2 separate regions of the Homo sapiens genome follow, and region 1 is linked to region 2. Evidence: read pairs that join two places in POLR2A ChIA-PET (ENCODE). Cell type or tissue: A673. All regions are shown on one strand. Each heading gives the region's core, and the rest is flanking DNA. Links, peaks and the distances in the headings are about the cores only. Region 1 overlaps VSTM2L (V-set and transmembrane domain containing 2 like). Region 2 holds the start of RBL1 (RB transcriptional corepressor like 1).

The links. Peaks named below come from ENCODE experiments on the same cell type or tissue, not always from the same donor. Only the 100,000 strongest peaks of a DNase experiment are listed, where the experiment ranks them.
Region 1: POLR2A ChIA-PET joins it to region 2 with 6 read pairs; 1 of 35 experiments calls an interaction of 5 or more read pairs at or near these places.

The regions. Positions count from the first base shown.
Region 1 is chr20:37,905,857-37,918,195 of GRCh38, reverse strand. All of the region lies in intron 1 of VSTM2L (V-set and transmembrane domain containing 2 like), which reads right to left. LOC124904896 (a long non-coding RNA gene) reads left to right here. Exons shown (of 3, transcript XR_007067576.1): 1 at 1-2,573; 2 at 11,337-11,577. Among named protein-coding and RNA genes, the nearest start is that of VSTM2L, 8.9 kb to the right of the region's middle. RefSeq lists enhancers at 468-969, 2,288-3,135, 3,136-3,983, 8,391-8,891. In A673, for the core only: no CTCF peak of the experiment used is centred there; DNase peaks (open chromatin) are centred at 6,105 and 6,725; H3K27ac peaks cover 1,610 bases.
Region 2 is chr20:37,085,865-37,098,203 of GRCh38, reverse strand. RBL1 (RB transcriptional corepressor like 1) reads left to right here and starts at 2,207. Exons shown (of 22, transcript NM_002895.5): 1 at 2,207-2,431; 2 at 9,082-9,215. The coding sequence starts at 2,276. RefSeq lists enhancers at 1,749-1,798, 1,919-2,188, 1,839-2,515, 2,749-2,848 and a silencer at 2,419-2,478. In A673, for the core only: no CTCF peak of the experiment used is centred there; no DNase peak of the experiment used is centred there.

The DNA.
Region 1 (12,339 bases), core at 5,158-7,657, 820 kb before region 2:
CTGCCACTTCCCTATCCCAATCTTGCCGATTCTTCCAGTGTGGCTCTTGGGACAGCATCCTTGCCCGTAGTGAGAACTAACACCCACTTAAGGAATGAAAATACCTGAATTGCATACTTGGAGAATGAATGAACAAAGAAATGAATGGATGACCCCTTTATGGTCTGTGCTGCTCAAACCAGGAAAGCAACTTCCTGAGGCATTGACTTCACTCCAGAAACATGGGACAAGAACGTTATTTTTGTATTAAAACAAACATGAATATATTATGGGATAGAATATAGAAGTCATAAATTTTGAATGAAATAGGAGACATCAAAGAAATGTTGCCCCTGGTGAGAGCTGTTTACTCTCCTGCGTGGGCCGCACGCCATCAACGGCCTCTTGTCCCATCCAGTCCAAAGCCTCCTTCTCCGCAACCCCAGGCTCCGCAGAGCTCAGACTGTGCTCTACCCACAGGAAGTGCTGGTGTGGTGGCTAACAGGGGAAGGGGCCAGGGGGACGGTCGGGCACTAGGGCGAGGGGGAGCCCAGGATTTACGGTGAGGATGCAAGCCACAGCTCTCCCTGGCGTGCTGGGTGGCATTGTGCAAGCTGCTTCACTACTCTGAGCTCTGGTTTCCCACTGTGTCATTGATTACAGGCTTATTTTGAGGATTAAATGGGCAAATGCAAGTGAAGAGCCTGTTTCAGTGTGTAGCACCCAGAAGGTCCACAACAACCGCTGTTCCCTGGTGGAACCCACTCCTTGCTGAGCCTTAGACACAAGCACATTCACCCAGGTGGGTCCTTGCCTGTCTCTGGCCGATGGAGGAGGGGCCGCCCTGCCTAGTAAAAATTTAAATAGCTAACATTTTTTTTTTCTTTTTTTCTTTCTTTTTTGAGACAGAGTCTCACACCGTCGCCCAGGTTGGAGTGCAGTGGCATGATCTTTGCTCACTGCAACCTCCGCCTCCCAGGTTCAAGCAATTCTCCTTGCCTCAGCCTCCCAAGAAGCTGGGATTACAGGCGGCCTCCACCACGCCTGACTAATTTTTTTGTATTTTTACTAGAGACAAGCTTTCACTACATTAGCCAGGCTGGTCTTGAACTCCTGACCTCGTGATCCGCCCGTCTTGGCCTCCAGAAGTGCTGGGATTACAGGTGTGAGCCACCGCACCTGGCCAAAATTAACCACTTTAAAGTGGACAATTGAGTCGCATCTAGTGCATTCACAATGTGATGCAACTAGTCCCAACATGCTGTCTTCCCCCCAGAAGGAAACTCCTCACTCCCCACTCTCCCCTAACCCCTGGCAACCTCAAATCTGCATTCTCACATTTGCCTACTCCGGATATTTCATATCATCTGCATCATATAATATGTGGTCTTTTGTGACTGGCTTCCTTCATCTAGCATAGAGTTTTTGAGGTTCATCTACCATTGTCGCACACATCAGTAATTCATTACTTTTCATAGAGGTGTTTCTTTAATACAATAAAATATCCTACCTAATCCCCAAAACAACCTGGGAAGTGGCCACTATCATTGTCCTCTTCTTACAGATGGGGAAACTGAGGCACGGAGTGGGTGGGGACTTGCCCAGGTTCCCTGCCAGACACCCCGACATAGCTGAGCAGGAAGTGCTGGAGCCGGCAAGCTGGAAGCAGGGCGCCTCCCAAGGCCACCAGCACATATTGAGGTAGACAGCAGTAGAATTACAAATCTAGGGAGATTTAAGGAGAACTAAAATATTCTGGCACTTGCAGGATTGTGGGAGTTGAGCAGGTTTCCCCAGTGGAATTCCCGCCTCCTCTTCCCACATGTCTGGGCCACAAGGAGTGAGAGCAGGTGGGAGGGAGGGAGGCAAGCGCGGGAGTGTTCAGGGAGCCAGAGATAGGGCAGGGGCGGGGGCAGGGAGCCAGGAGCCGGGAGCAGGCACACAGGCGTCCCGACGTCTCTACCGATACCATTTATTTTCATTCTCCCCAGTACATCCTGCAAAGCTAGTGGGGTGAGCCCATTGCACGGATGCATAACGAGGCTCAGAGAGGCTGGAGCGGGGCAGGATTTGAGCCTTAGTGTCAGATCCCAAAGCCGAGGCGCATAGCCATCCTCTGCTGCCGGGAGGGGCTAAGAGGGAAGAAGTGGGGGAAGCAAAGGAGGCTGCATCAATCACAGGGATGGATTTGCTCCAGCACGCCAGAAAGGAGCAGCCTCAGAGCCACTGAGGAGAAAGAACAGTGAGGGCTGTAAGGGGCGCTGAGGGTGGAGGCAGGAGGGCCAGGGACATGAAGGACGGGGCAAAAGGGGAGGCAGAGACCAACGGACAGGGACAGATGGAGGCAGGCACTTGGGATGTTCCAGAACAGAGGCTCTGAGGGTGCCCAGTGGGTAGGGTGGTGGTGGCCCCACCCTGACCAGAACCTGGCCTCGGTCAAACCTGACCCCCCACCCAGGACCTAGTACATGCCCCAGCCCCAGCCCCTGCCACCCCTGCCCAATCGTGTCTGCGAAATTCAAGGAAGCAACAGTAAATATGTGGGCTCCGGAGTCAGGCTGACCTGGATTTCAACCCAACTGCACCTCCTCAAGGTAGGTGAATCTCTGAGCTTCTAGCCCGGTTTCCTCATCTGTAAAATGGGTGCTGTGAGCGGTGCTGCAGTGACATCACGCAGGCACACAGTGGGCTCCCGGACAGGATCAGGCTGCTCTCCTGTCACCTCCTCACGTAGCCTGGCTCTACTTGAAGAAGCTCCTCCTTCTTCAAGGCTCCGGGCCCCTTGGACTTATTAAACCCTAGGGCTATTCTAGAACCAGAGAATTCATGGCTGAAGGGGTTGGGCCCCACCCCAGGACCTTGGCGCTTAGTGTTCCCAGAGCCTGGGAGGGAATTTCACAGGCCAAGAGCACAGAGCAAGAAGGCAGCAGCGCGGGTGGGGCCCGGGGCTTCCCGCACTAGCTGGAGGGTGTCTGAGGGCCATGGAGAGAGGAGCTGGTGGATCTGGGCCCTGTCCCAGGGGCCCTCAGCCGCTGTCCGACCGCCCCTCCCTCTCCTCCGCTGCCTGCCGGGAGACCATTAGTGAAGCTTTGTTTTGAGCACTATTTCCACTATCCTGCGCTCTGGCCGCCGGGCCTCCATTAGGGACCCTTTCCCGGACCGACGACAGGCGGCAAACAGCTCCCCAGCGAGCAGGCCCTAATTGCCGCCGCCTTCAACGCCGGAAATGATTTTTTTAAAACCTCACAAAGCAAAACAGACACCCCGCCGTCAGCTCTCCGCCTTCCCCACCTCGGGCCCCAGCCTGGGGGCTCTGAGGAAGGAGGGGTCAGTCAAGACCCCACCCCCATCCCAAGAGACACCCTTAAAATGCCGGGCTGGGGGAACATAGGGTTGGGCTCTGCACCCTTGCTTTGAACTAGGTGTGGGGCCCCAGCTCACCACGCCTCTCTAAGCCTCAGTTTTCCCCTCTGCAAGGTGGGCGTGTTGAATGGGAGCCCGATGCCTGCTGCGGGCCGTGCGATGCGGCTCTGACAGGTCATGTGCTTCTGGCTTCTCTAAGGGGTCCGTGGAGCACAGGGGAGCCAGGAGCCGGGAGACGGGAAGAGAGCACGAGGGGCAGAGGGAACAGCCAGGGAGAGAAAAGGTCTGGAAGGAACTTGGTGTGTGCAAGGACTAGAAAGGAGGCCAGTGTACACACACACACAACACACACGCATACACACAATACACACACACAAAATACACACATACACACAATACACACACACATACACATACACACAATACACACATATACAGACATACCCACACATACATACACACACCCACACATACACCCACACACATATATAAACACCCCACACACATGCACACATACACCCATACCCCACACACATACACACAGATGCACACACCCACACACCCACACATATACACACAGACACCACACATACACAGATATACACACACATAGACATATACATGCACACCACACAATATACACACACATACATGCACACACCACACATACACACATATGCACACACACCACACACATACACACACGCACACACACATTCGTGCGCGCACACACACACACAATTCCCTCTTTTTCTGATCCCACGTTCCCACCCTCCCTGGATACCGGCCAGCCCCAGCATCCCATGAACCACAAACTCAGCAAGGCTCACACCAAACTCAGCGCCTTCCCGGGAGCAGCCTCTCCTGTCCGTGCACGCCCGCATCCAGCCCCAAGTCCTGCTTCAGCTCCCCATCTCCACTCACCACGGCCAACCCACTCCGACGCCAACCTGGCCGTGCGCCCTCCCCACTCAGAAGGCTTCCAGGGCTGCCCCCTTCTCCAGGGGTAAGACCAAACTCCAGAGCCGATTCTTGGAGGTTCCAGCTGCAGCCTGCTTTTCTAAATACATGCACATGGTTCTCCACGAGGCCTCTGCCAGACCCAGGCAGCCAGGCGCAGCTCCACTCTGGCCTCTGGAGTCCCCTCTCAGCCCCAGCAGTCCCTGGATACAGGCCCAGAAGGAACCTGCCTCCCCCAGGAAGTCTCCCCTGACTGCTCTAGGACACAGTGAGCTCCCTCTAGAGACCTCCCTCTCTTGGCCCACCTGCCTATGCACTGTTCCCTGGGATCCTGAAGAGTCCCCCATTATCTCTTCCTGACCCCAGCTCTCTGAGTATGCTTACCAAGGACTTAGGAAAAGTGAATGAAGTTCGTTCCCACCCAGCTCGCATGAGAGGGCTGCAGGGAGAGAGAAAGGACTCCAGGATCCAAGCCTGTCCCTGCCACAGACTTGTCCCATGTCCCAAGGCCAGCCCTGACTGCTCTCTGGGCCTCAGTTTCCTCACCCGTGAAACAAAGGCTACTTCTGCCTGGGGCCAGAGACAGGCTTTGGGGGCCTCAAAAAACCCTTTGAAGCTTGTGGGCAAAACTCTGTGGCATTTTTTTGAGGAAACAATCCATAGTTTCCATAAGCTTCTTAAGAGGAGTGTGACTTCCAAAAAAATTAGTAACCACCAGTGTAGACAAGCGTCAGTGTCCCCTCCAGCTTTGCCATTTGGTCACTCACTCATTCATTCACCTGACATTTACTGAGTGCCTGCTCTGTGTGGGTGTCACCATGATATACGGAATATATGTATGTGTAATCCTGAGATGTCATCGAAGAGAGCTGTGTGCATACCCGAGAGAAAGGAAGGAATGGGTGGGGGCGGTGAGAAGAGAGGGGAAGATGGATCCAACAGACACAAAGGAGCAAAGAAAGAGGAAAGAGATCGAAAGACAGAGATAGAGAGGAAAAGAGATAAAGATCAGAGAGACCCAGAGAGAGAGGGGGAGAGAGAAAGAGAGAGACCCAGAGAGCAGTAGGGCAGGGAGAGAGAGAGATCCAGAGAGTAAGGGGCCGGTGGAGGGCACTTCCCAGGTACGGGTGGGCACTGCTGCCCTGCTCGCTGGTAGCTTGCTGGAGAAAGGCCCCCTCTCCCGGCTCTGACTCCTGCTCTAACCTTCCAGATGCTCCCATAGCCTCACCTCCAAGGGCACCAGTGTGCAGGTGGCAGGGAAGGCTGGTATTGAGGCAAACAGGCACAGGGCAGAGGGCACCAGCCCAGCCCTGACCTGCCCCCAGGCTCCCTCTCAGCCTGCACTGCCCCTTCAACCACACACAGTCACCCCCCAGACACAGCCCGCACCCACACAGTCAGACAGAAACACCGCTCCATCCACCAGAACCCCCAGGCAGGAACACACAGGGTCTCACACATGCCCCCAGAGCCCCACTGCTTCCCACTAACAGTGCTGGACCCAGACGCAGAGCCTAGACTTTTGGAGCCATGTGCTTGTAGCCAGAACAGGGCATTCTCAGCATTTTGGCATCACTGACCCCTGTGAGAATCTGACCAAGCCAGGAGCGCTGCTCCAGAACAAAGCACCTGCCCACACACACAGCTTGGCAGCCAGGAGCAGACAGATGCGCAGGCTACGAACTCTGGCTCTGTCGTCCCACAAGCTGGGCTCAAGCCCGGCTTTGCTGTTCAGCATCTGTGTGTCCTCAGGCAAGTCGCACCACGCCCCTTAGTGTCCTCCTCTGTAAAATGGGAGGGCCCGCCTCCTAGCATGGTGGGGAGTAAATGGGAGGAGGCAGGGGAAGTGATGAAAACACAGAGTTCTTGATGAACGCTGGCTGCTGTTTGGTCCGCAGATGCCTGCAGGCCACTGAGAGTTAAGGTGCTGATGGAATCCTACCACTCCCACCAGCTCCATCCTCACCCGCACACATACACACATGCACACACACACACACATACACGCACATACATGCTGGCTGCAGGACAAAAGATGTGGTTTCTAAGTATACAGATGGAAGAATTCTACAGGCTTGGAGCTCAAGCAAACTCACCATTGTTCAGTGGGGAAACTGAGGCCCAGAGAGGGGCAGGGACATGCCAAGTCACCCAGCAAGGCAGGCACAGGGTGGGGGAGAGGGGAGTATAGTAGACAAAAAACAGCATTACCCCAGCCCCTCTCCCCATCCTGGCACTTTAAGAGCTGAAGTGAAGTCACCGAGGAGCCACTGTCCCCCACGCCTCAACACAGGGGACAGAGAAGGCCCCATCCCTGCCATGACCCCTGGGTAGGGCCAGGGCATCCTCGGCGTTGGGGGCTCCACCCACCTGGGCCCTTGTGCCAGCACACACTAAATTGCCGTGTGACGGATCTTTATTAGCCGCCCGCTGTGTTCTGGCTGCTCTGCCTACTTCAACAGTCTTTGCTCCTTTGGGAAATAAGGCAGAAATCTCCTCACTAATATCCCCAGCTAATAACGGGTAGGGCTCAGCTTGCACACCTCCTGTGACAGGGAGCTCACTACTGGGTACCCTCCCTGCCCCACAGGTGAGTGTCCTTCTCTGTGTTTCTGTGTTTAATATCATCCCAGCTTTTTTTTTTTTTTTTTTTTTTTTGAGATGGAGTCTCACTAGGCTCACTGCTATCTCCGCCTCCTGGATTCAAGCAATTCTCTGCCTCAGCCTCCCGAGTAGCTGGGATTACAGGTGCCCGCCACCATGCCCGGCTAATTTTTGTATTTTTAGTAGAGATGGTGTTTCACCATCTTGGCCAGGGTGGTCTTGAACTCCTGACCTTGTGATCCACCCGCCTCGGCCTCCCAAAGTGCTGGGATTACAGGTGTGAGCCACTGCGCCCGGCCCCAGCTTCTTAAATCTTATCACAATACGTATATATTCTTCTTCTTCTTCTTCTTTTTCTTTTTTTTTTTTTTAAGAGACAGGGTCTCACTCTGTCACCCAGGCTGGAGTGCAGTGGTGCAATCACAGCTCACTGCAGCCTTGAACTCTTGGGCTCAAGTGATCTTCCCACCCCAGCCTCCCAAGTAGCTGGGACCACAGGCATGAGCCACTACACCTGGGTAATTCTGTATTTTTTTTGTTTGAGAGACAGGGTCCACTATGTTGTCCAGGCTGGTCTCAATCTCCTGGGTTCCAGTGACCCTCCAGCCCCAGCCTCCTGAGTCATTGGGATTACAGGTGTGAGCCACCGCACCCAGCTCTATACTTACATATTCTTTATGGGTTCAGTTTTCTGTCTCCCCTACTAGACTGAGAACTCTAAGAGAGCAAGAACCTTAGCTGTCTTCTTCACTGATAAGTTCCCAGTGGCTAAAAGAGCCTGGCACATGACAGGTGCCCAATTGATATTTGTTGAATGAATAAAAGAATGAATGAATGACCAAGCTTCCCAAACATGGCAGCAGCCTCATTAGGCCAGTAGCTCCCAGTATGAAGAGTATGGAGCATGCAGTGTGACAGGGCAGCCTGTTGGATGCCCCCGGGTCTCCAAGTCATGTCCACACTGTGGATCCCCACGGACATGCCCACGCACCGCCTGCGCTATTATGTCCTTAATGTTTTTCTATAAACTAACCCACCATTTTTTAATACCCCCATTAGTCTCATCCTAAGCAATCATATGTGTGAAATCACAGTTTTGATGTGCTAGTTATATTTTTTCAGTACACATTAAAATAAATGCTTAACTATTAAAATGTAAGAGGTTTCTCTAGGTTCTGCCTAAAATCATCTCTCCGGTAGGACCCAATCTTGTTGCGGGCCCTGGGGGGTTTTGAAGAGGGTTGAAACTGGGGGTGAAGTGGAGCTGAGTCCCAGGGACGCCCTGATGGCTTCAAGGAAGGGAAGGGAGGCCTGGCTGTGAGAAGGGAACCTGGAGGAGCAGCAGCCCCTCTCTGCCTCCCCACTGCCACCTCACTTCTCTGGAGCAGTGGGAACCAGGGGGAGCCAGCTGGGTGGGCTCTGGACCCCAGGACCAGCAGCTAGGAGAGGAGCAGATTTCTTCCCCAGCTGGACCACTGCTGCTTTTTCTGATGCAAGTGCCTCATCAGGGTCAGGGGAGAAGGGCGCGACCCTTGGACTCCCCCATCCTCATGGCTGCAGCATCACATATGCACCCCAAGGCCAGAGCCTGGGCCCACCCACTGCAAGGTGCCATCAGCCTTGCCCACTCCAGGATGTCCTTGCTCTGCTCAGCAGGGATAAGGAGGGGGCTCCAATTTTGTGATTTTTTCCCCCTATAAACATAGATTCCTTAAGAAATTAAAATCATTTGAATGTTTAAAAATATATTGACTTGGAATGAGCAAAGCTTTAAGAATTCAGACCTCATCCCCTGCTTCGTCCTCCTCGTCATCCATTCATTCATTCCCTGCCACCTCCCTGGGCCGGGCATTGTCCTGGGTCCCAGGACACAAGGGAATCTGACCCCAGTGTGCCCAGCGGGCCCCAAACTCCTTTCAGGACTGAGAGAGTCTTCCCACAACACCATCAGCAGCTGGTTTGGTCCCCAAAGTCCAAGGTGATGGCCAAACACTCTCACGTGGGCACCTGTGCCGCTGTTCACACTACACACTCTCCCCATGCTTTCGAAAATCGAGGGAAGTTGGAGGGTCGCTGGGATAGCATTCTGTTCCCACTGCTGCTCGCCCTCCTGGGTGTGGAATGCGGAGGCCATTGCACTCCTTCCACCCCAGAGCCAAGCCTCAAGTCCCAGCCCTGCTCTTCCCCTCTGTGTGACGTGGGCCTCTTCCTCCTCTTTCCTTGGACTCCCAGCCCTGAAGCCAGATTCTTCAGTTCAAGTCCAGCCTCTGACACTTGGTAGGTGTGTGACCTTGGGTAAGCCACTTAACCTCCCCGAGTCTCATTTTCTTCATCTAAACAGTGGGCCCGAAACAGTCTTTCCTCTTGGAGTTCTCGTTAGAATTGAATGAGATGATACCATTCAAGGCCCTGGCATGGCACTCAACACACACTTGCTTCCATATGTTTATCTCTCCTCTTTTTATTTTTATCTATTTATTTACTTTTGAGACAGGGTCTCACTTTGTCAACCAGGCTGGAGTGCAGTGGCACGATCTCAGCTCACTGCAACCTCCATCTCCTGGGCTCACGTGATCCTCCCGCCTCAGCCTACTGAGTAGCTGGGACTACAGGTGCGTACCCATGCCTGGCTATTTTTTTGTAGAGATGAGTTCTCACTGTGTTGTCCAGGCTGGTCTCAAACTCCTGGGCTCAAGTCATCCACCCACCTCAGCCTCCCAAAGTGCTGGGATTACAGGCATGAGCCGCCGTGCCCAGCCAATCTCTCCATTTGTACAGAGTTGGATGAGGTAATCCCAAAAGCCAAGAAGTACCCTCCAGGGCAATTCTGGGCAAATTCTCCCTTGCCCCTGGGTCTCTGTCTTCTCATCTGTAAGAGAGAGGCTTGGGACGATGGTCCCAAGGGGCCTCCATGATTCATTCCAAAAGCTCCATCTCCTGCCCCCACAGCCGGTGGATCAGAAGGGGTCACTTACCCGACTCCCCTCACCCTGCCCACTTGTTTGCCGCAGGCGACTTTGCCCACCATCCTTGCTGTCACCATGGCAAGGAGCCAAATTCCCTGCGTCCTGCTGGCCGCCTGCGGCTTCTCTTGTTTGGGGAAAAGGCTGCAGGAGCTGCTGATGGGCAAGGTGTCAAAACCAATTGGTGTGAAGGACTTGGGGAAAACCGCTTGTGAGGGCCAATTCCCCACAGGAGGCCGGGAAACCCTCAGCCCAAGGCAGAGTGTTTACAGGCGTAATTGATAGAATAATCACCAACGCCCGAGACAAAGACGAACACATTTTTAACATCATAACCTTTGGAAGACAGGACTCAATTTTCTTCATCTTCCAGCCACCAAACTAGCCAGCTTATTGATGGTGAGATACCAACAGTTCAGTAAGGAATGCGAGGAAGCCAGAGTCATTTTTCAGTGCACAGGCTGCTTGCCAAATGGCCCGGTGCCCCCTCCCTCCCCCAGCACCCTGCTGGTCCCTCCTGGCAACAGAGAGAATCTCAGGACAGTGAATCACTCAATGGACAAAGCCCCCGGCCAAGCCAGGATCTTTGTCTGCACTGGGGTATATGAATAATTGAAGGTGCTGGCCTAGGGGTGGGTGTGGGTGTGTGTGTGTGTAGGGGTGTGTGTGTGTGGCAGGGTGGGGGTGGGAGGGGAGTTGTCTGCTGCAGTGTGAGGCTTCTTGGAGCTCCTCTCAGGGACCATCCACCTGCCCCTGTCTGGACCTCTCCCTCCCCTGTGAAACCAAACCAAGCCAGTCCATAGCGTCAGACATTTCCTGTCCCTACATCTCCCACCAGGTATGGGTAAATACTTAGGCAGTGGCTTCCAAATCCCAGGCTGCATGAGAATCCTCTGGGGAACTTATTAAAATGCAGATTCCACTAGATGCGGTGGCTCATGCCTGTAATCCCAGCACTTTGGAAGGCCGAGGAGGGAGGATGGCTTGAGCCCAGGAGTTCAAGACCAGCCTAGGCAATATAATGAGCTCTCATCTCTACAAAAAATTTAAAAATTAGCTGAGGGTGGTAGCACATGCCTGTCACTCCCAGCTACTCGGAGGCTGAGGTAAAAGGATCATTTGAACCCAGGAGGCAGAGGTTGCAGTAAGCTGAGATTGTGCCACTGCACTCGAGCCTGGTCAATAGAGCAAGATCTTGTCTCAAGAGAAATTAAAAAATAATAATAAAATGTACATTCCAGGGTCCCATCAAATAACCATTCTGGCAGCGGGTTTGGGGGATCTGCATTGTAAAAAATTCCCTGGGGGACTCTGCCATGTGAGGCTTCTTGCAAGCTGTAGGGGTCCTCTGCAAGCTGTAGGGGTCTACAGAGATCTTCACAAAGACCCTGCCCTCTGGATCCCTCCCCTGGACAAGATCTGGAAAGATCCTGGGGTCCAGTCCAGCTGCCTGTTTCTAACCTACAGGTATCCTCAGCAAGATCTTGCCACCTTTCTGAGTGGCTGGTTCCTCTTGGTGGAACCCACTGCTTTACTGGTTCCCTGAGGAGCTAGAAGGGAGAAAGCTTGGGTTACGGCTACAAGAAGGAAGACGCCATGGCCAAGCCTGCCTCAAGGCTGTTCTGGAGGAGGCAGTCCCAGAGCTGCCAGATGCATCTTCATCTTAAACACAGCTTTCCAGCTCTCTGTACAGACTCAGCACCCTTGGGTAAGTCACTGGCCCTCTCTGAGCCTCAGTTTCCTCCTATCTCCAACACCAACCTTGCATGAATGGTCAGCCTGAGTGAGTTAACACTGGCAAGGGCTTGGCAGCACGGGGCACACAGTAGGCATTTCATCAATGCTTGCACCTTTTCCTCCCATCCCTGCTGTGCCCATGGGCAATGAGTTAACATTTTCTGATAAGAAAAAATCAAAATCACTCCTGTTTATTGAGCACCTACTAGGTGCAGACACGGACCATCACCACCCCACCTCCCAGTGCCTGATGCCTCCTTGAGATACATGCTCCCCATTCATTCCTCACACCTCGAAAAAGCCCTCTTCCAAGTACCTTGAGTGGAGGTGGGAGGGAGATGGGAAGCAAAACAGATGTCCTTTCTGACCCATCTGACCGCAGGCTTTCCCTGTGACAAGCTCCAGGGCAGGCAGGTGGAAGGCAGGAGCCCGGCGGCCGGGCTGGGCTCAGATGGAGTTGGAGGGGTGAGCAGCCACCAAGCACTTGGGGTCAATGTGCCCCTCCCCAGGAGCCCCTGCTTCCAGCCCCCACCCCCCACCCCCAGACACAGAGACACCTTCCCGACTGGGCCACATTTCCTGAATCAGCTGAGGACACACGGAGCCCAGGAATAATGAAATGATCAGGCCCCAATCTGCTAAACAGCAATTTCTGAGCTTTTTCAGCACACACAGCTTTTATCAAATTGGTATTCTCCTCCTGAACACAAATAGCTTATTAGACATGACCCAC
Region 2 (12,339 bases), core at 4,257-6,756:
TTAGAATTGCATATATTTTGAATTACATTTGGAAGGGTACACACTATAATCTTTTTAGTCTTGGAATCCCTAAAGGTCATAATCAGGTTCCAACCACATGCTTTGGGAGAACTCTGAAATATTAAACCACAACAGGGAGGCTAATCATAGAGGCTATCACACAATGGGATCAAAATAGAAACAACCTTCATGTGTATCTGGCTCAAAACTGAAGGGCAGAGTAAATCTATTTCACTACCCATACTTCATTTTCTTTTTTCTTTTTTTTTTTTTTTTTTTTGAGACGGAGTCTCGCTCTGTCACCAGGCTGGAGTGCAGTGGCACGATCTTGGCTTACTGCAACCTCCGCCTCCCAGGTTCCAGCGATTCTTCTACCTCAGCCTGCCAAGTAGCTGGGATTACAAGCGCCCGCCACCATGCCCAGCTAATTTTTGTATTTTTAGTAGAGACGGGGTTTCACCATGTTGGCCAGGATGATCTCGATCTCCTGATCTGGTGACCCGCCTGCCTCAGCCTCCCAAAGTGCTGGGATTACAGGTGTGAGCCACTGCAACCGGCCTTCCATACTTCATTTTCTATTCAGAAAAGCTCAATTTTGGGTTAAATGGGCATGTCCTGGGATAATAAGAAAAAATAAAACCAATATAAGGAAGGGCATATTGATTTTTGGTTTTTTTAAATGCATGCAGGTGAGGCTGGGTTTGACAGATGTGTCCTCAGTTGTTTGTTTTTGAGACAGAGTCTCACTCTGTTACCCAGACTGGAGTGCAGTGGTGCAATCTTGGCTTACTACAGCCTCTGCCTCCTCGGTTCAAGCGATTCTTTATTCTCATGTCTCAGTTGCCCAGGTTGTTAGGATTACACAAGTGCACCCACACGCCCAGCTAATTTTTATATTTTTAGTAGTGACGGGGTTTTGCCTTGTTGGCCTGACTGGTCTCAAACTCCTGGACTCAAGTGATCCACCTGCCTCGGCCTCCCAAAGTACTGGGATTACAGGCAAAGCAAATAATGGAACAACAAAAGAACGAAGACAGGGATTTATTGAAAACAAAAGTACACTCCATAGTGGGGAAGCGAACCCACGCAGCAGCTCAAGGGCCCAGACACAGAATCTTCTGGGGTCCAAATACCCTCTAGAAGTTTCCCATTGGCCACTTTATGCTCTCTTGATGTAACTGAAGTGGTAGCCCACAATCAGTCTGAGTGGTTGCAGAAAGCAACCAATCAGAGGCCAGGGTGAAGTTAACAAAATTATACTTCTATGCAAAGGAAGACTCTCCCGCCATCAGTCTGATTGGTTGTGGACAGCAACCGTTCAGAGGCTGGAGTGAAGTTACAAAGTTGCAAACAAAGACTGGAAGGCGCTCAGTGTGATTTGTTGCAGACAGCCAATTTCCCATCTGCCATGCAGAAAAGGTCCAAGGGAACAGCCTCTGGTTCTTTTGTTACTTAGGCGTGGAAAGTTGGGGTTTTCCTTTCAATTTAGTTCTAAGAAGTCACGTGAAACAGCCATAGGTTCCCTGCCTCCAGACCCTATTCTCCTGCCTCATTTACTGCAGTCTTCTCTGCCTGCCTCTTTTAGCGACTAGCATGAGATGAGGATTCGTCTTCTAATATCCGTCACCAATCCTTCCCCTCTGTCATTTAGCGAACCACTCACTGGGCACTAGGACTTTGGGGAGAGTCCCAAGAGGCCCCTCTTCGTCCAGGGGCTACTTTTTTCTCTTCCAGCCTCCATCTCCTAACTCAAGGGGTACAGCTCAGATTATGTTTGGCGCCCAGGGACAGTGACAAACCCAGGGCCCGTGGATAGAGGAGGCATCTCACTACGCTGCACGAGGCCACCTCGCAGTAGGCAGCCCAGCCCTGCCCCAAAACCCAAGAGCCTAACCAGGAAGACAGGGGGAGGCCGCGGGCTTCATCTCCCAAGAGATGGACTACACCTCCCAGCAGGCTCTGCGCGCGGGCTGAGGATCCCTCCGCTCTTTTTCTGTCCCGCCGGCTGGGCCCCCCGCGACCAGCCAAGGGCCAAGGACAGGTCTTTCAGAATCTGAGGTACATCTTCTTATCACATTTCCGGGGAGGGACTGCTAGGAGCTCCGGAGGAAAAACGGACTTTTTTTGAGGAGAAAAGCGGAGGCAGACGGTGGATGACAACACGTCCCGCAGCTGCAGATTTTCGCGCGCTTTGGCGCAGGTGGTTGTGGGTAGCGCGCCTGGGAGGGAGAAAGAAGTCGGGGGCCGTGGCGCGCAGCCCGCGGGGCCTGAAGGGATGTTCGAGGACAAGCCCCACGCTGAGGGGGCGGCGGTGGTCGCCGCAGCCGGGGAGGCGCTACAGGCCCTGTGCCAGGAGCTGAACCTGGACGAGGGGAGCGCGGCCGAAGCCCTGGACGACTTTACTGCCATCCGAGGCAACTACAGCCTAGAGGTGAGCGGCAGCAGGTGGGGCGGCCGGACCCTACCCTCGCCAGGCCCCACCCCTGCCCCGCCCCTTCCTCGGCCTATGGGGTGGTGGGAGTTTCCCCACCTAGGAGGGTCGCTGCGCAGCCAAGCGCCGAGGGGCGGGAAAGGTGGGTGTAGCTCAGCCAATCCACCCATCATTTTGAGGCGGGAAACTGAAGCTCAGGAAAGGAGCGGCCTAGGTCCCGCGCCGCTCAGACCCCAGGCTTCCTGACCACACTTCCCTCTACCCCGCCAAGCGCCACAAAAGTCATGGTGCTGCCCTTAAATCAGTAAGAACAAATATAATGGTAAAGTGAAAATGAACTGCATGCCAAGACATCACTGCCCAGAGCTTTAAATGGACCCTCAGTTCCGTCTGAACCCCTTCTGTGATCCCCATTTCACGCAAGAGGAAGCGGAGCCCTAGACGGGTTAAGCTACAGGCCCAAGGTCACACGGTTAGAGATGGAGCCAGACCCAGGGTCTGAGCCGTTTAACCTCCACCCTCTGCTTCACCAGGGTGGAGCTGCCGGTCGCTGTGCAGCAGTTTGATCAAAGCCAATGTGCACACGAAGCTGATCTCAGCCCTACGTTTCCTCCTCCGTCAGAGCATCGTCCTGATGCTTTGCATCAGTGTCTGGCTCTGAATAAAACAAATGTCAGTTATAATTACTTGATTTTTTTCCCCATCATTCTTGCATTTTATCCTCGCAACAGCCCTGTGAACATGGCATGGCAATGAGTATTAGACTGCTTTCCAGGTGATAATGGCAAGGCTCAGAAGGTTGTCTTGCCTAGGATTATTCTAATATAGAAACCCAGGCTGGGCGTGGCGGCTCACGCCTATAATCCCAGCACTTTGGGAGGCCAAGGCGGGCGGATCACTTGAGGCCAGGAGTTCGAGACTAACCTGGGCAACACGGCGAAACCCCATCTCTACTAAAAAAATACAAAAACTAGCTGGGTGTGGTGGCGCCTGCCTGTAATCTAGCTACTCGGGAGGCTGAGGCAGGAGAATTGCTTAAACCCAGGAGGCATAGGCCGCAGTGAGTGGAGATCACACCACTGCACTCCAGCCTGGGTGACAGCAAGACTCTATCTAAAAACAGAGAAAGAAACCCAGACGAGCATAAGCCCAGTGTAGACAGAATTGTGATGGAGTGTATTTCATGTAGCACCACTGGCCTCATGTTCAAAGGCTTTCATGTGCCAAGGGCGCTGGACCCACTCCCAGGGTGCACCACTGACTCACCACCCAGTGAAATAATTGCTGGGTTCAAAGGCATAGAGTTGGAAAAGTGTCGATTGTATGTGTGCCTATATATGAAGGAGTAGTACCTGAAAAAAGTGTCTTCAGAACTGGATAGACTGGGTAAAGGACAATGGTCCACATCCGTGGGTGGCATGACTGGAGAGCTGTGGGAAGAATAAGAAAGTAAGGGAGATTAGAATGAATGGCGTCTCAATTGAAAACAGATTGATTTTTGAAAGCCTGAGAAAGCATTTCTGACATCCTAGGTCTGATTTGGTCTCTCTTGCCCAAGGTCACACCATCTGTCATTGAATAAGCATTTACTGTGTCAAACTATGGTCAAGGCATGCACCTGTTTCAGATTCTTGAATATGACAAGTTTGTTCCCAGTTTTGTGGTATATCCATGCCATTCCCTCTGCCTGGAATATTTCCCCTCACCCCCAACACCAGGAAAAGTTGAGAGCTAAATCTCTAGTTAGGCAGAGTTGAATAGGACATCTTCAATGTTTGCTCTACTTATTTATTTTTTCTTTCTTTTTTTCTTCCTTAGAAACAGGGTCTTGGCCGGGCGCACGGTGGCTCACACCTGTAATCCCACCACTTTGGGAGGCTGAGGTGGGCAGATCACCTTAGGTCAGGGGTCCAAGACCAGCCTGGCCAGCATGGTGAAACCCCGTCTCTACTAAAAATATAAAATTAGCTGAGCATGGTGACGTGCACTTGTAATCCCAGCTACTCAGGAGGCTGAGGCAGGAGAATCTCTTGAAACCAGGAGGTAGAGGTTGCAGTGAGCCAAGATCACGCCATTGCACTCCACCCTGCACAAGAGTGTAACTCCATCTCAAAAAAAAAAAAAAAATGGAAAGAAACAGGGTCTTGCTCTTTTGACCAGGCCTGGAATGCAGTGGTGCAATTATAGCTCACTGTAAACTCAAACTTCTGTGCTCAAGTGATGTTCCTGCTTCAGCCTCCCCAGTAGCTGGGACTATAGGCATGCACCACGGTGCTCAGCTAATTTTTCAATTTTTTGTGGAGATAGTATCTGACTATGTTGCCCAAGCTGGTCTTGAACTGGCCTCAAGTGATTTTTCTGCCGCAGCCTCCCAGAGCATTGGGATTACAAGCATGAGCCACCGAGCCCAGCCCAATGCTTGCTTTAGAAAGCACAAATGTATGAACTGAAATTTTGTGTTTATTCTATCCAGTGTTTATTTTCCTCTTTTTTTAAAATCAATTTTTTAAAGGTATTTGGAGTAGTCATTTTCATATATCTCATGCTTCCTAAGAAGTCTTTCTCCAATCCCTACCCCTCTCTAGTCTACCTGACAAACTCCTGCTTACATTTTTATTGATTTACAAATTTTGTCTCCTTTTGTGAGGCCTTCCCTAAACTGTAGTCAAAATCAGTTATTCACTGCACTATATTCTCCTACAACACTTTATCTTCAGTTCTTCTTATAGCTTGTATATCTCACCAATTATAAATGATAGTATCTGTTCCTCTTCTTAGCTCCAGATGTGAAGTTCTGTGAGATCAGAAAACATTTTTTGTATTTCTAAGGCCTGGCAAGTAGGCCTTAGAAATGCAAAAAATGGTTTCTGATATCATAGAATTCATAGAATTTTTATGAAATAGGATTTTATCAAATAGAATTGTATTCTATTTTATTCTCATGGAATAAAATAGTTGACTTTTTTAAGGAAAGAAAGTCAGGCCAGGCACAGTGGCTCACACCTATAATCCCAGCACTTTGGGAGGCTGAGGCAGGAGGATCACTTGAGCCCAGAAGTTCAAGACCAGCCTGGGCAACATAGTGAGACCCTATCTCTACACAAAATAAAATAGGCTGGGCATGGTGGCTCACACCTGTTATCCCGACATTTTGGGAGGCTGAGGCAGGTGGATCACTTGAGCCCAGGAGTTTGAGACCAGCTTGGGCAATATGGTGAAACCCCATCTCTACAAAAATTAGCTGGGTGTGGTGGCATGTGCCTTTAGTCCCAGCTACTCCAGAGGCTAAGGTGGGGGGATTGCTTGAGCCTGGGAGGTCGAGGCTGCAGTGGCCCTCATTCCTGGGAAGTCAAGACTGCAGTGGCCCTGATTGTACCACTGCACTCCAGCCTGGGGCAACAGAGTGAGACCCTGTTTTAAAAAGTAAAATAAAAATCAGTGTATTCTTTAATGTCTTTAAAAAAATCGAAACAATAATTTTAGGACTTATATTTTCACCATCTTGCTAGAATTTTCATTTAGTAGCCTGTATCCAAAGGCTCTATAATACTTGGATGCTAATCCCAAACAACTCTTTCTCTTTTTCTTTTTTGAGACAAAAAAAGGGCCTCAGGCACTTCTCCCATCTCAGCCTCCAGAGTAGCTGGGACTACAGGCGCATACCACCACGTCCTGCTAATTTTTTTGTATTTTGTAGAGATAGGGTTTTGCTGTGTTACCCAAGCTAGTCTCGAACCCCTGAACTCAAGCAGTCCACCCACATCAGCTTCCCAAAGTGCTGGAATTACATGCGTAAGCCACCATGACCAGACCCTATTCCCAAGCAATTCATTAATCAAAGCTTGTAAAAATATTCATCTTTAAGCTTACCTGCCTCATTTAGTGCTTTGAGAAAAGACTTCTCATTCCTTCAGGGTAGGAACATTGGGTTTATTGATGGCCACCCATTTCTACCCACCCCTTTTAGATTATTGCAAGAAATCTTTTTATCAATCTTTTTATCCTTCTAGGGTTTGGTCTTAAAGACAGTCTGTGGAACAGTGTATAAGAACACTATTGTGTTGTGCTATCAGATTTACATCTGTAATTCTTTTTTTTTTTTTTTTTGAGATAGAGTCTCGTTCTTTCACCCTTGCTGGAGTCCAGTGGGTCAGTCACAGCTCACTGCAGCCTTAACCTTCTGGACTCAAATGATCCTCCCATCTCAGTTCCCCAGGTAGCTCTAACTACAGACGTGCCACATACCCGGCTAATTTTTTCCTTTTTTGTACAGACGGGGGTCTCACTATGTTTCCTAGGCTGATCTTGAACTCCTGAGCTCAAGCAATCCTCTGCCTCAGCCTCCCAAAGTGCTGGGGTTACGAGCATGAGCCACTGTGCCTGGCCTTTATCTGTAATTCTTGTTTTTTTTTTTGAGATGGAGTCTCACTCCCGTTGCGCAGGCTGGAGTGCAGTGGCGTGATCTCGGCTCACTGCAACCCCCACCTCCTAGGTTCAAGTGATTCTCCTTCCTCAGCCTCCCAAGTAGCTGGGATTACAGGCGTGCGCCACCACACCTGGCTAATTTTTGTATTTTTTAGTAGAGACGGGGTTTCGCCACATTGGCCAGGCTGCTCTCAAACTCCTGACCTCAGGTGATCCACCCATCTCGGCCTCCCAAAGTGCTAGGATTACAGACGTGAGCCACCGCACCGGCCTATCCGTAATTCTTAATCCTTAAACTTCAGCTATTGTATTTCAGCAGTGAAGTCATGAAGTGATTCTAGCTTGGAGATGTCTGAAGTCTAATGCAGAAAATTGTTGAATTCCCAAATGTCACCTTTTTGTGGCATTGTAAATTGAGATATCTACTAATATAAAGAGCCGTGCTTACTACAGTCGTGTGCTGCAGAATGTTTCAGTCAGTGATGGACCACACATACTTTATTTTTACTATATGTTTTCTGTGTTTAGATACACAAATAATTACTATTGTGTTACATTTACCAACAGTATTTAGTATAGTAACATGCTCCACAGGTTTGTAGCCTAGAAACAATAAGCATACCATATAGCCTAGGTTTAGTAGGCTATGCTATGTTTGCACAACAAAATTGCCTAATGTTGCATTTCTCAGAATATATCCCTGTCATTAAGCAATGCATATGACTGTATTTTAAAGATGACATGTTTTGGGGTAAATCCCCAAATGTTTACCTTACAAAAATGACAGTCTCCTTCATGTTGCGTAAGATTAATATTAATTTTTTATGTGTGACTCCCTTGCCAACTTTTTACTCTGTTCTTGCCTTTCCCTGCCACACTAAAGAGAAACATAAAGCAAAAACGATAGAAACTTCAGGATCATCAAGGCCATTTCTTAAAATCAAGAAAGTCATGCTGACAAATTTTAATAAAACTCTTCTGGTAATTCAGACATGCTTCACTTAATGACAGGGACATGGTCTAAGAAATGCAACATTAGGTGATTTTGTTGTGTGAACTTCACAGAGTATACTTATGCAAACCTAGATAGTGTAGTCTACTATACACCTAGGCTGTTTAATATAGCCTGTTGCTCCTGGGCTGCAAACTTGTTCAGCATGTTTCTGTACTGAACACTATAGGCAACTATAATGGTGAGTATGTGTGTATCTAAACATAAAAGGGGTACAGTAAATTATAATTTTTTAAATATATAGAACAGTTAGAACATACAGTATTACAATCTTTTTTGTGTGTGTGACAGAGTGTCCCTGTGTTGCCCAGGCTAGACTGTAGTGGCACGATCTCTACTCACTGCAACCTCTGCCTCCCGAGTTTAAGCTATTCTCCTGCCTCAGCCTCCCAAGTAGGTGGGACTACAGGTGCATGCCACCACACCCAGCTAATTTTTTGCATTTTTAGTAGAGACGGAGTTTTGCCATGTTGGCCAGGCTGGTCTTGAACCCCTGGCCTCAAGTGATTCACCCGCTCCAGCCTCCCAGGCATGAGCCACCGCGCCTGGCAAGTATTATAATCTTAAGTGACCACCATTGTATATGTGGTCCAGTGTTGACCAAGATGTTATGTGGCATATGCCTGTATTAGATTTGGAGTGTAGGTGAAAGAGTTTTTTTCTTTTTTTTTTTTTTAAGAGACAGGATTTAAGAGACAGGATCTCGCTCAGCTGCCTATGTTGGAATGTAGTGGCACAAACATAGCTCACTGCAGTCTTGAACTCCTGAGCTTAAGCGATACTCTTGCCTCAGCCACCCAAGTAGCTGGGACTGCAGGCAAGCACCACCATGCCTGGCTAATTTTTTTATTTTCATTTTTAGAGTCTACGTTGCCCTGGCTAGTCTTAAACTCCTGGCATCAAGTGATACTCGCACCTCAGCCTCCCGAGTTACTGGGATTACAAACATGAGCCACCAAGCCAGGCTTTTATCTTTAGATTAATATTAATTTAGCATGTTATAGTTGTAAAAACACAGAACTAAGAGTAAGGAGTTTTATACCCATTACTGCAACTAACAGCTTTGTGACCTTGGGCAAATATCTTCACTTCTCTGGCCCTTTATCTACATAAGGAAAATTGAGACCAGATAATTCTACATCTCTTGTTTCTAGAATTAAAGCATTTTAACATAATATTATACCTGTTTTGCTGTTTGTCTTTTGCTTGCCAGGGAGAAGTTACACACTGGTTGGCATGTTCATTATATGTTGCATGCCGCAAAAGCATTATTCCCACGGTTGGAAAGGGTATCATGGAAGGCAACTGTGTTTCACTTACCAGAATACTACGTTCAGCTAAATTAAGGTAAACCTCTTTGATGTTTTTAAATGTTATATAAGCTCTAAATTTTGGAATCAGTTTTCTCTTGTTTTGAGATCATTTGACTTCATTTAATTTTTATTTTATTTATTTATTTATTTATTTATTTTTGAGACGCAGTCTCACTGTGCCAGCCAGGCTGGAGTGCAGTGGCACAGTCTTGGCTTACTGCAATCTCTGCCTCCTGGGTTCAAGTGATTCTCATGCCTCAGCCTCCTGAGTATCTGGGATTACAGACACACACCACCAAGCCCGGCTAATTTTTTGTATTTTTTTTTTTTAGTAGAGATGGGGTTTCATCATGTTGGTCAGGCTGTTCTCGAACTCCTGACCTCAAATGATCTACCCACCTCAACCTCCCAAAGTGCTATGGGATTATAGACGTGAGCCACTGTGTGACTTCATTTAATTCTAAGTTATAACATAGATAATCCTTTCCCAATTTTCATATTCTTTCTCTGCCTTTCTCAAATTCTGCTAGAAACCTCTGTGTTGAATCTTTAGCTATACTTTTTAAAATTAATTTTTTAAAATTTGGAAATAATTTTAGGCTTACAGAGAAGTTACAAAAATAAGAAAAGGACAATACCCATATACCCTTGACTCAGAGTCACCTGTTATTGACATTTTATCCCATTTGCTTTCTCATTTGATTTTTCTTTCTTCAATATATAGATCTTTCTCTCTCTCTCTTTTTTTTTTTTTTTTGAGATGGAGTTTTGCTCTTGTTGCCCAGGCTAGAGTGCAGTGGTGCAATCTCAGCTCACCACAACCTCTGCCTCCTGGGTTCAAGCGATTCTCCTGCCTCAGCCTCCCGAGTAGCTGGGATTACAGGCATGTGCCACCACGCCTGGCTAATTTTGTATTTTTAGTAGAGACGGAGTTACTCCATGTTTGGTCAGGCTGGTCTCGAACTCCCGACCTCAGGTGATCCACCCGCCTCAGCCTCCCTAAATGCTGGGATTACAGGCGTGAGCCAGCACTCCCAGCCAGATCTTTCTCTTTTTATCCTCAACCATTTCAGTCTAAGTAGCATACATTTGTAGCCTTTTACCCCAAAATACTTCACTGTGTATTTCTTTAAATAACTACAGTACAGCTACCAACTTCAGCAAAATTAACACTGATAAAATAATTTTATTTAACCTGCTAACTCTGTTCTAGTTTTGTTAGTTGATTCAATAATGTTCTTTATGGCATTTTTTTTCCTGGAAGTACAATTTCTAATTAAGGATCAGGTATTGCATTTGCTTATCATGTCTATTTATTCTTCTGTAATTAGGAACATTTCCACAGCCTTTCTTTTTCTTTTATGACATTACCATTTTTGAAGAATATAATCCACAATCACTTTGTCCCTTTCTTTAATTAAAAAAAATTTTTTTAGAGGCCGAGTCTTGCTGTATTGCCCAGGCCTCGAGTGCAGTGGCACCTTTTTAGCTCACTGCAGCCTCAAACTCCTCAGCTCAAATGATCCTCCTGCTTCAGCCTCCCAAGTAGCTGAGACTACAATCATGTGCCACCATGCCTGACTGATATTTTTAAATCTTTTTATAGAGACAGGGTCTTACTATGTTGCTCAAGCTTGTCTCAAAGTCCTGACCTTAAGTGGTCCTCTTGCCTCAGCCTTTTTTTTTTTTGGGACAGAGTCTCACTCTGTTGCCCAGGTGGAGTGCAGTGGTGCAATCTGGACTCGTTGCAACCTCCGCCTCCCGGGTTCAAGCGATTCTCCTGCCTCAGCCTCCTGAGTAGCTGGGACTACAGGCATGTGCCACCACGCCCAGCTAATTTTTGTATTTTTCGTAGAGATGTGGATTCACCATATTAGCCAGGCTGGTCTCAAACTCCTGACCTTGTGATCCGCCTGCCTCAGCCTCCCAAAGTGCTGGGATTACAGGCGTGAGCCACTGTGCCCACCCTCATCCCCTCTTTTAATAGATGGTTCCCAATTTTGGATTTGTCTCCTATTAACTTTTGATTAGATGCAGGTTAGTCATTCCCTGATGGAAAACTGTATAAGTGATTTTGTCTCCTGAGGATATCACATCTGATGATGGCATGTGTTATCCATCTGCATCTCATTGGTGATGTTAATTTTTGTCATCTGGTCAAGATGTTGTCCTATTTCTCTACTGTATATTAATTTTTTTCACCTTGCAGCTACTCTATGGGTCTCAGATACATCTTTTACTTACTCTAGTATCAAGCATATAGAATTATTTGGCTGGATAGGAAACAAAACAAATTTAGCTATCCAGTTTGGATTCATGCTAATATTCTTTGTTTCTGGGACAAAACTATTTGTGGTCATTGTCTATTTGCTATTCCTGTGTTTCCAGAATAGAAGAGGAGCAAAGTTTAAAGCCCTATTCAGAAATGGCAAATAGGTTTTAGTTGATGCTAAATTTAAATTTTTTTTTATTTTTATTTTTTGAGACGGAGTTTTGCTCTTGTTGCCCCGGCTGGAGTGCAATGGCCTGATCTCAGCCTCCCCAGTAGCTGGGATTACAGGCGCCCGCCACCACGCCTGGCTAATTTTTTATATTTTTAATAGGGAGAGGGTTTCACCATGTTGGCCAGGATGGTTTCAAACTCCTGACCTCAGGTGATCCACCCGCCTCGGCCTCCCTAAGTGCTGGGACTATAGACGTAAGCCACCGTGTCCAGCCTAAAAAAAATGTTTTTAAACAACTTTGGTTCTAAAAATAAAATAAGATGATAAAAATTAAATGAAGATCAATGGGGTTAATTTTTTAATTGAGCAAGACATTATCATTGTTAGTATAAAACAATCTGATCTTTTTCTGTCAATGTTTGTCATTGTTCATATAATTTCAAAAATCTTTGTAATGACAGATTCTGGGGGAACTAAACAAAAAAGAATTATAACAAAACAAATGTAGAGCAGTACATGGCAGGAGAATCACTTGAACCTTGGAGGTGGAGGTTGCAGTGAGCTGAGATAGCGCCACTGCACTCCAGCCTGGGCGACAGAGCAAGACTCCATTTCAAATTAAAAAAACAAGGCTGGGCGCGGTGGCTCACGCCTGTAGTCCCAGCACTTTGGGAGACCAAGCCGGGTGGATCACAAGGTCAGGAGATCGAGACC